Linked DNA regions of Homo sapiens: region 1 is linked to region 2. Evidence: read pairs that join two places in POLR2A ChIA-PET (ENCODE). Cell type or tissue: GM12878. All regions are shown on one strand. Links, peaks and the distances in the headings refer to the core of each region. The heading gives the core; the rest is flanking DNA. Region 1 overlaps FYTTD1 (forty-two-three domain containing 1). Region 2 overlaps DRC9 (dynein regulatory complex subunit 9).

Region 1 (4,400 bases), core at 265-4,264, 140 kb after region 2:
AAATAAATAAATAAATTAGCCGGGTATGGCGGTGCATGCCTGTAATCCCAGCTACTCGGGAGGCTGAGGCAGAAGAATTGGTTGAACTCGGGAGGCAGAGGTTGCAGTGAGCCAAGATCGCACCACTGCACTCCAGCCTGGGTGACAGAGCGAGACTCCATAAAAAAAAAGAAAAAGTAAAAAAAGATGACCACCTTCCAATATATAGGTAATCAAAAATTAAACCATTCAACTAAAATACTAAATGTTGAAATTCAGCAAATATTTACTGAGCATATACTACATGCAACAAATATATGTGTCAGGTTGTGCTGTAACTGAAACAAAAGTAAAATACGGTCCCTTTTCTAAATAAGTTTAAAAGTACTGATGGAAACAGACATGCAAATAGCAAATACAAAATTAAACAAGTGCCATAATAAAGGTATAGTACAAAAAATACTAATGACTCACCTCTAGCAAAGTACTTCAAGTTACCTTATTTTTCTTTCTACACTGATCTAAGCCTCATTACTTCCAAACATACTTCCAAACTGCCCCAAGGTAATTCACAAACAAAAATACACAACAGAACAAGGTGAAGACCAGAAAACTAAATGTACTCCAGATTCCCATTTATATCTGTTAAAAGAGGTTACTAGAAGCCAAAAATACTCATTTAAGAAATATCCAGCTGGGCACATGCCTGTAACCTCAGCACTTTTAGAGGTGAGATGGGAGAATGCTTCAGCCCAAGAGTTCGAGACCAACCTGGGCAACACAGCAAAACCTCATCTCCACAAATAATTTTTAAAAATTAGCCAGGCATGGTGGTGCGTGCCCGTGGTCCCAGCTACCCAGGAGGCTGAGGTGGGAGAATTCCTTGAGCTCAAGTGGTCAAGGCTGCAGTGAGCCACAATCACGCCACTGCACTCCAGCCTAGGCAACAGAGCAAGACTGTCTTTCAAAAAAAAAAAAAAAGAAAGAAAAAAAAAAACCCACAAACATTTCCTCCATAGTCCTAATTCCAGTATTATTTCATAATTGAGAAAGCAAATAAAACAAAGAAATTGCATACAGTCAACAAATTCTTAATAAAACTCTATGAAACTAATTAAACTCAATTTTTTTGTCACTATAATTAGTCTTTCCAGAAGTCAGAGAAGGAAATATAACTTGAAGGTCCTTTGTAATATATTACTGTTCTACCTAACCAATCTCTAATCTTTAAGACTCTTAATTACACTCAAATATTCACACAAAATATCTCAAATCTCCCCAAAATATTTAGTTGTCTTCTTGAAATTAATGTCCAACTACGAAAAAGTTCATCAAAGTTAAGGGCACTCAAAAACTTTTGTAAAAAATTAAAAGGTCAACATCAGATATATAAACATGTATCTCAATAAGCATAAAGGGAATACCAAGGAAGACACTATTTATGAGACACCACTTTCCTTTCACAAAGTGCTACTTACTCTTCATCAAAAGTCTAAAATCTCAAGCCTTGAGAGTAAACCAAAAAAATGAATTTTGTCTGGGGAGCATTAAAAAAAAGAGGCAAAGTACAATTCTGACTAACAAAGTTCATCTTAAAATATAGCATATAGGCCGGGTGCGGTAGCTCACGCCTGTAATCCCAGCACTTTGGGAGGCCGAAGTGGGCGGATCATGAGGTCAGGAGATCGAGACCATCCTGGCTAATATGGTGAAACCCTGTGTCTACTAAAAAATACAAAAAATTAGCCGGGTGTGGCGGTGGGCGCCTGTAGTCCCAGCTACTTGGGAGGCTGAGGCAGGAGAATGTTGTGAACCTGGGAAGCCGAGATCGTGCCACTGCACTCCAGCCTGGGCGACAGAGCAAGACTCCGTCTCAAAATAAATAAATAAATAAAATAAAATACAGCATATAAAGTCTAAATATAACTAAAAATCAGAAGTAGCAGAGCATATTAAATATAAAATTACATTTCACATTTCAACATTTTACTACCTATATCTTCAAATAAGTCAAATGAGCTACCATGGCCGAGAGGATTCTTTCAATCTAAAAAAAGAAAACGGCTTTCTCCTGCCCAATGAATAGATACACAGGTATCAGAATTAAAAAAAAAAAAAAATTCCTTACAATGAGCTATTTTAAGTTTCTTCCATAGCACTAGAGGAATATACATGGTAATAGTAATAGCAGCAGTAGCAGCAGTGGTGGTGGTAAGTACTACAGCACAGGCACCAGCAATGTTAGTACCAACAGTTCTGACATGTATTCACTTAATTCACAACAATCCTATGAAATAAGTATCACCATAACACCGATTTTCAAATTAAGGAATTGAACCATGAGGCCAGCTATTGGTAAACTTGGTACTCTATGTGAAATTCATATACACCTGGCAAAGCCATGATTTAAAACAAAAAAACCTCTGCAAACCTGGTAAGATTAAACATTCACAAAGCATAGTAACTGCCTAGGATAGATGATGTCTAGGATAGAAATGGGATGATCTCTTCATCCCATTTCTGTAAAATTCTCACCAAAAGAAAGGCAATAGAGGGACTGCTGTATGTTCCTGGGGGAAAGAAAGATATCAAGCTGTTTCAGCTCTCCACAGCACTTCATTGCTACCTCCAAGAGAACTACCCCTCAGTTTTCTTCACTTGAACGTACTAATCATCAAACAAAACACATACAAAAAAGAAAACAGAAAACCTAGAAACGTAAGAAATCTAGGTGTAAAACAACTTGAGGCTCTAGAATCAGACTGAAATCCTGGCACCACCACTTAACTACCTTGTATGACTTCGAGCAAGTTACTTAATTTCTCTATGCCTCTGATTTCTGTAAAATGGAAATAACAACAAATAACAAAAGCATATATACAGACATACACACATATATATAGTGTATGTATAAAAACAACCAAGCCATATATAGACATACACACATATATGTAGTGTATGTATAAAAATAACAAAGCCATATATACATACACATATATATAGTGTATGTATAAAAATAACCAAGCCATAGACATACATACACATATATGTAGTGTATGTAGAAAAATAAAGCCATATATACATACACACATACAGTGTATGTATAAAAATAAAGGCATATATACAGACATACTACATATAGTGTATGTATAAAAATAAAAGCATACATACAGACATACACACATATATATAGTGTATGTGGAAAAATACAGTGCTGTGTACCAGGTCCTGTTCTAAGCAGTTCACATATGCCTTCTGACTCATTTAATGTTTTCAGCAACCCTATGTGGTAAACACTACTTACTGTCACCTTTCTACAGATGAGGCACTGGGAAATCATCTGCCCACGGTTACATGGTTACAAAGTGGCAGAGGCAGGACCTGAAAGGAGACAGTGTGGATCTGGATTCCATGCTGTCAATCACTAGGAGTACAACCCTCACAGACTTATCATGAGGATAAACTGAGTTAATATATAAAATGCTGGCCGGGTGCGGCGGCTCACGCCTGTAGGGGAGGCCAAGGCAGACAGATCACCTGAGGTCAGGAGTTCGAGACCAGCCTGGCCAACATGGTGAAACCCTGTCTCTACTAAAAATATGAAAATTAGCCGGCCACCAGCGCTGGCGTGTGCCTGTAATCACAGCTACTCGGGAGGCTGAGGCAGGAGAACTGCTGGAACCCGGGAGGCGGAGGTTGCAGCGACCCGAGATCACACCACTGCACTCCAACCTGGGCGACAGAGCCAGACTCCGTCTCAAATAATTAATTAATTAATTAATTTAATTTAATGCTTAGTCCAGGACCTGAACTGAGACAATGTGGTTCTGGGTTCCGTGCTCTCCATCGCTAGAATCCTCACAGAGTTATGACGAGGATAAACTGAGTTAACATATAAAATGCTTAGTACAGGACCTGGTAGGTAGTAAGCACTCAATAAATATTCATTATTACATTATTTGTTGGCCTTACCTCAAAAGGTTTCTCTCTCTTTTTTGCGGGGGGGGAGAGCGGGGGGAGACAGGGTCTCGCTCTGCCGCCCAGGCTGGAGTGCAGTGGCGCAATCGGCTCACTGCAACATCCGCCCGCGGGTTCCAGCTATTCTCATGTCTTAGCTGGGATTACAGGCGCGCGGCCACCACGCCCGGCTAATTTTAGTATTTTTAGTAGACATGGGATTTCACCTTGCTGCCCGGGCTGGTCTCGAACTCCTGGGCTCAAGCCATCTGCCTGCCTCCGCCTCCGCCTTCAAAGGGCTGGGATTGCAGGCGTGAGCCACCGCGCCCAGCCCCAGCTTTCTCATTTCTTACAAGCTCACTACTAACCAGCAGCAAGGCAAGACTTGAGGCCAAACCTATTATTTCTGATCATTTGCTTAGTTCACATACTGGATTCTGACTGTGGCAATCGTAGAAATCAAT
Region 2 (4,400 bases), core at 142-4,141:
ATTAAGATTTTTATATCATTACTATAAAAGGAAAAACCAGTATCACCTTCCATAAATAGAAATTAGTATAAATAGGCTGGGCATGGTGCCTCACACTTGTAATCCCAGCAATTTGGGAGGCTGAAGTGGGTGGATCGCTTGGGAGTTTGAGATCAGCCTGGGCAACATAATGAGACCCCATCACTACCAAAAAATACAAGAAAGTAGCCGGACATGGTGTTGCACACCTGTAGTCCCAGCTGCTGAGAAGGCTGAGATGGGAGGATGACTTGAGCCCTGGAGGTGGAGGCTGCAGTGAACTAAGATTGTGCCATTGTACTCCAGCCTGGGTGACAGATCCAGACCTTATCTCAAAGTAAATAAATAAATAAAATAATGTAAATAGAATTGCAAAAAATACCAAATGATGTTATTACCTTGTAGCCAGACCTTTTTGCCTGTCTGGAGCCTGTTCCCTCTTTGTTTTTTTTGTTTGTTTGTTTTTGTTTTTAAGTGTTAACAAGAGGAAGAAAGAGAAGATGTAAGAGATGTGACAGCACCAAACTGACATGTTGTTCTAACATAATCAGATTTTTTTTTTTAAGAGACTGGGTTTCATTCCATTGCCCAGGCTGGAGTGCAGTGGCGTAATCATAGCTCACTGCACCCTCAAATCCTGGGCTGAAGTAATCACCCTGCCTCGGCTCTGAGTAGCTGGGACCACAGGCGCCACCACACCTGGCTAATTAAAAACATTTTTGTAGAGATGGGGTCTCACTATGTTGCTCAGGGTGGCCTCAAACTCCTGGCCTCAAGCAGTCCTCCCACCTCTGCCTTCCAAACTGCTGGGATTACAGGCACAAGCCACCCCGCTCAGTGTAATCGCAATGATTGACTATAGCCATGTTTTTAAAAAATTCTATGCTATGTGCCACCTAAGGAACTTCTCAATGTTTCACTCTTGAGGTGCATCGTCCCCGAGTCTGAAAGTTACACATTTCTGTTCTTTTAGGGGTAACCTTTAAATTTTTTGTTTCTAGAAAGTACACAAATATGGAATGCTTCACGAATCTGTGTGTCACTCTTGCGCAGGAGCCATGCTAATCATCTCTGTATTGTTCCAATTTTGGTATATATGTTACTGAAGTGAGCACAACTCTTAAAATGTTAACATATATTTTTATACTTTTAGAATTTCTCTGTCGAGAGTTAGTCAATGTTTATACCTTCTTTTGCCTTTATTAAGGCAAAGAGACTTCACTTACCTCTTCTCTCGCTCTTCATCCCATGTTGAAGTCATTCACTTTATATGTAAATATATATAGTGATAATATATATGCAGATATTATGTATATATATGCGCATTGTGGGTGGACTTCACAAGGATTATTTCAGCATCACAACAACCCTCTGAGGTTTGTACTATGACTGTAATAGTAATACTGTATTATTGGCTAGGTATAGAATTTTATATATGAGGGAACCAGAAGCTTAGAGAATTTAAGTAAACTTTCTTTCAGTGCCAGAGTTGTGCTCTTTCAACTAGACTATCCTGCCTACTTTGGGATTTTAATTCTGAATTATGATTTATGATTAAAAACTATCACATAGCTTAAATACATGTTTTACTGGTTCTCTTCCATTTCTTAATATATCTCTTTCATTTTATTTTGCTACAGTAGTACATCCTTGAATAACTCTCTCAGAAATATTGAGTATAGTCTTTCTTTCCTTTACATTTGAATGCTGGGTTGGCTATGTGTAGAATCTTTGATTCACATTCACTTGCTTTTCTTTCTTTTTCTTTTTTTTTGAGACGGAGTCTCACTCTGTCACCCAGGCTAGAGTGCTGTGGCGCAATCTTGGCTCACCGCAACCTCTGTCTCCCGGGTTCAAGAGATTCTCCTGCCTCAGCCTCCCGAGTAGCTGGGATTACAGGTGCCGGCTACCATGCCTGGCTTTTTTTTTTTTTTGTAGTTTTAGTAGAGGCAGGGTTTCACCGTGTTAGCCAGGATGGTCTCGATCTCCTGACTCTGTGATCTGCCCACCTCGGCCTCCCAAAGTGCTGGGATTCCAGACGTGAGCCACTGCGCCCGGCCCTACATTCATTTTCTTTTAGAATTTTGAATACATTGTATCCTTCTTGACTAGGATTTAGTGCTGTCAATCAAAGAGAGATCCGATGCTATTCCTTATCCTTCAGACTTTTCTACATACCTTTTGTTTCCTCTTCATTGCAACTTCCCTTATCCAGACATCTAGATTACCCTCCTCCCCCTATTTTTTTTTTTTTTTTTTTTTTTGAGACGGAGTTTTGCTATTATTGCCCAGGCTGGAGTGCAATGGCGCGATCTGGGCTTACCGCAACCTCCGCCTCCTGGGTTCAAGTGATTCTCCTGCCTCAGCCTCCCTAGTAGCTGGGATTACAGGTATGCGCCACCATGCCCAGCTAATTTTGTATTTTTAGTAGAGACGGGGCTTCTCCACGTTGGTCAGACTGGTCTCGAACTCCTGACCACAGGTGATCCGCCCACTTCAGCCTCCCAAAGTGCTGGGATTACAGGCGTGAGCCACCGCGCCTGGCCCCCTATTTTAAAATTCACTAACATACAAGTAAAATGTGTAAGTACTTAGTGTATAGTTTGATGAACAGTTATGTATACACATTCATGTAACCACCACCTGGATAAAGATACAGAGAACATTTACAGCATCCCAAAGTCCCCCTCACCCCCATTCCCAATCAGAAATCCAACTCTCCACCCAGGTAAGTAACTACTGTTCTGCCTTCTCTCACTATGGAATGTTCTGCTTAATCTTGAAACTCGTATAAGTGGAATCATACAGTATACAGCGTTTTGTGTCTGCTGAATGCCATGTTTTCATGTTCTTTCCAAATAGAAACTTGAGGAGAGGCTGGAGTTCTGGATGGAGAAATACGATAAGGACACAGAAATGAAACAGAATGAACTAAATGCTCTCAAAGCCACAAAGGCCAGTGACTTAGCACACCTTCAAGACCTGGCAAAGATGGTAAGGAAGGAATTAGGGCGCTCACTGAGGACAGAGTGAAAGGAATTAGGGTGCTCACTGAGGAGGGAGTGGAAGGAATTAGGGCACTCACTGAGGAGGGAGTGGAAGGAATCAGGGTGCTCACCGAGGAAGGAGTGGCAAATAGGCCACAGTAGCTGGGTATTGCTATTTGGGGTCAAAAGTAGAGGTGCGCTTATAAGCCACCAGGATTCTTTTTAGATGCTGCTGCTGCTGACGGGGACAGCTGCAGTAGCTAACTTACGTAGTGCCTACTCTGTCCAAGGTGCTACCCACACAGCCCCTTGAGACAGATACTGTGATTATTCTTAGTTTATGACCTCTGGAGAGAGTCAGTGATGATTTCTAACAAGCTTGTGATTATGGTTTCATTATGGAATAAATGCAGAACTTCCTAAATTTCTTTCAAAAGTCAGCTACTGCTGGGCATGGTGGCTAACGCCTATAATCCCAGCACTTTGGGAGGCCGAGGCGAGCAGATCAGTAGAGATCAGGAGTTTGAGACCAGCCTGGGTAACATGGCAAAACCCTATCTCTACTAAAAATACAAAAATTAGCCATGCATGGTGGCACGTGGCTGTAATTCCAGCTATTCAGGAGGCTGAGGCACAAGAATCACTTGAACCCAGAAGGCGGAGGTTGCAGTGAGCCAACACTGCGCCACTGCACTCCAGCCTGGGTGACAGACAGAGTGAGACTCTGTCTCAAAACAAACAAACAAACAAAAAAGACAGCTGACTACTTGTGTATGTACATTCTCCCAAAGTTTAAAAAACAATCCATATTATTTTGAGATCATTGATCACACATTAATTCATATTTCATTTTTTATAAAAGATAGAATTTAAATTTGAATTATTAAAACTGAAAAAGTTTTGGGAACAATTATAAAGTTAATATGTGAATATTTACCATCTAGGAATCTATTACATTTTTTTCTTTGGTTTATCTTTAGATTGAGCATGTTTTATTTTGAAATTTTATATTAAAAGTGCAGGGCTGGCTGGGCTACAGCTTAGCCAAGAGAGTACTATAATAAATGATGAATGTCTATCTTTGCAGATAAGAGAGTATGAACAGGTCATCATTGAAGATCGTATAGAAAAGGAGAGGAGCAAGAAGAAGGTAAAACAGGATCTCTTGGAATTAAAGAGCGTTATAAAGGTAAAGAACCATAATCAGTATCTCGCCACAGCTGGCTTAACACTGAGGAACACAAAAGCATTTCCAATTCATTATCAAACACATCTCAGTATATCAAGGAACTGCAGATCTGAGAAGAAGCATGGACTTTTGTTATTATTAGAATTTGCCAACAGTCCATGGTGCAGGGAGACAGTTAACATAGAAAAGGACGTGCCCCCAGCTCT

The links. Peaks named below come from ENCODE experiments on the same cell type or tissue, not always from the same donor. Only the 100,000 strongest peaks of a DNase experiment are listed, where the experiment ranks them.
Region 1: POLR2A ChIA-PET joins it to region 2 with 7 read pairs; 4 of 35 experiments call an interaction of 5 or more read pairs at or near these places.

What each region holds. Positions count from the first base shown.
Region 1 is chr3:197,751,228-197,755,627 of GRCh38, reverse strand. The region is part of intron 1 of FYTTD1 (forty-two-three domain containing 1); the gene reads right to left. Among named protein-coding and RNA genes, the nearest start is that of FYTTD1, 3.5 kb to the right of the region's middle. In GM12878, for the core only: no CTCF peak of the experiment used is centred there; no DNase peak of the experiment used is centred there; H3K4me3 peaks cover 3,077 bases; H3K27ac peaks cover 1,548 bases.
Region 2 is chr3:197,891,240-197,895,639 of GRCh38, reverse strand. DRC9 (dynein regulatory complex subunit 9) reads left to right here. Exons shown (of 12, transcript NM_032263.5): 10 at 2,881-3,012; 11 at 4,093-4,194. It also overlaps the pseudogene RNU6-858P. Among named protein-coding and RNA genes, the nearest start is that of RPL35A, 57 kb to the left of the region's middle. In GM12878, for the core only: no CTCF peak of the experiment used is centred there; no DNase peak of the experiment used is centred there.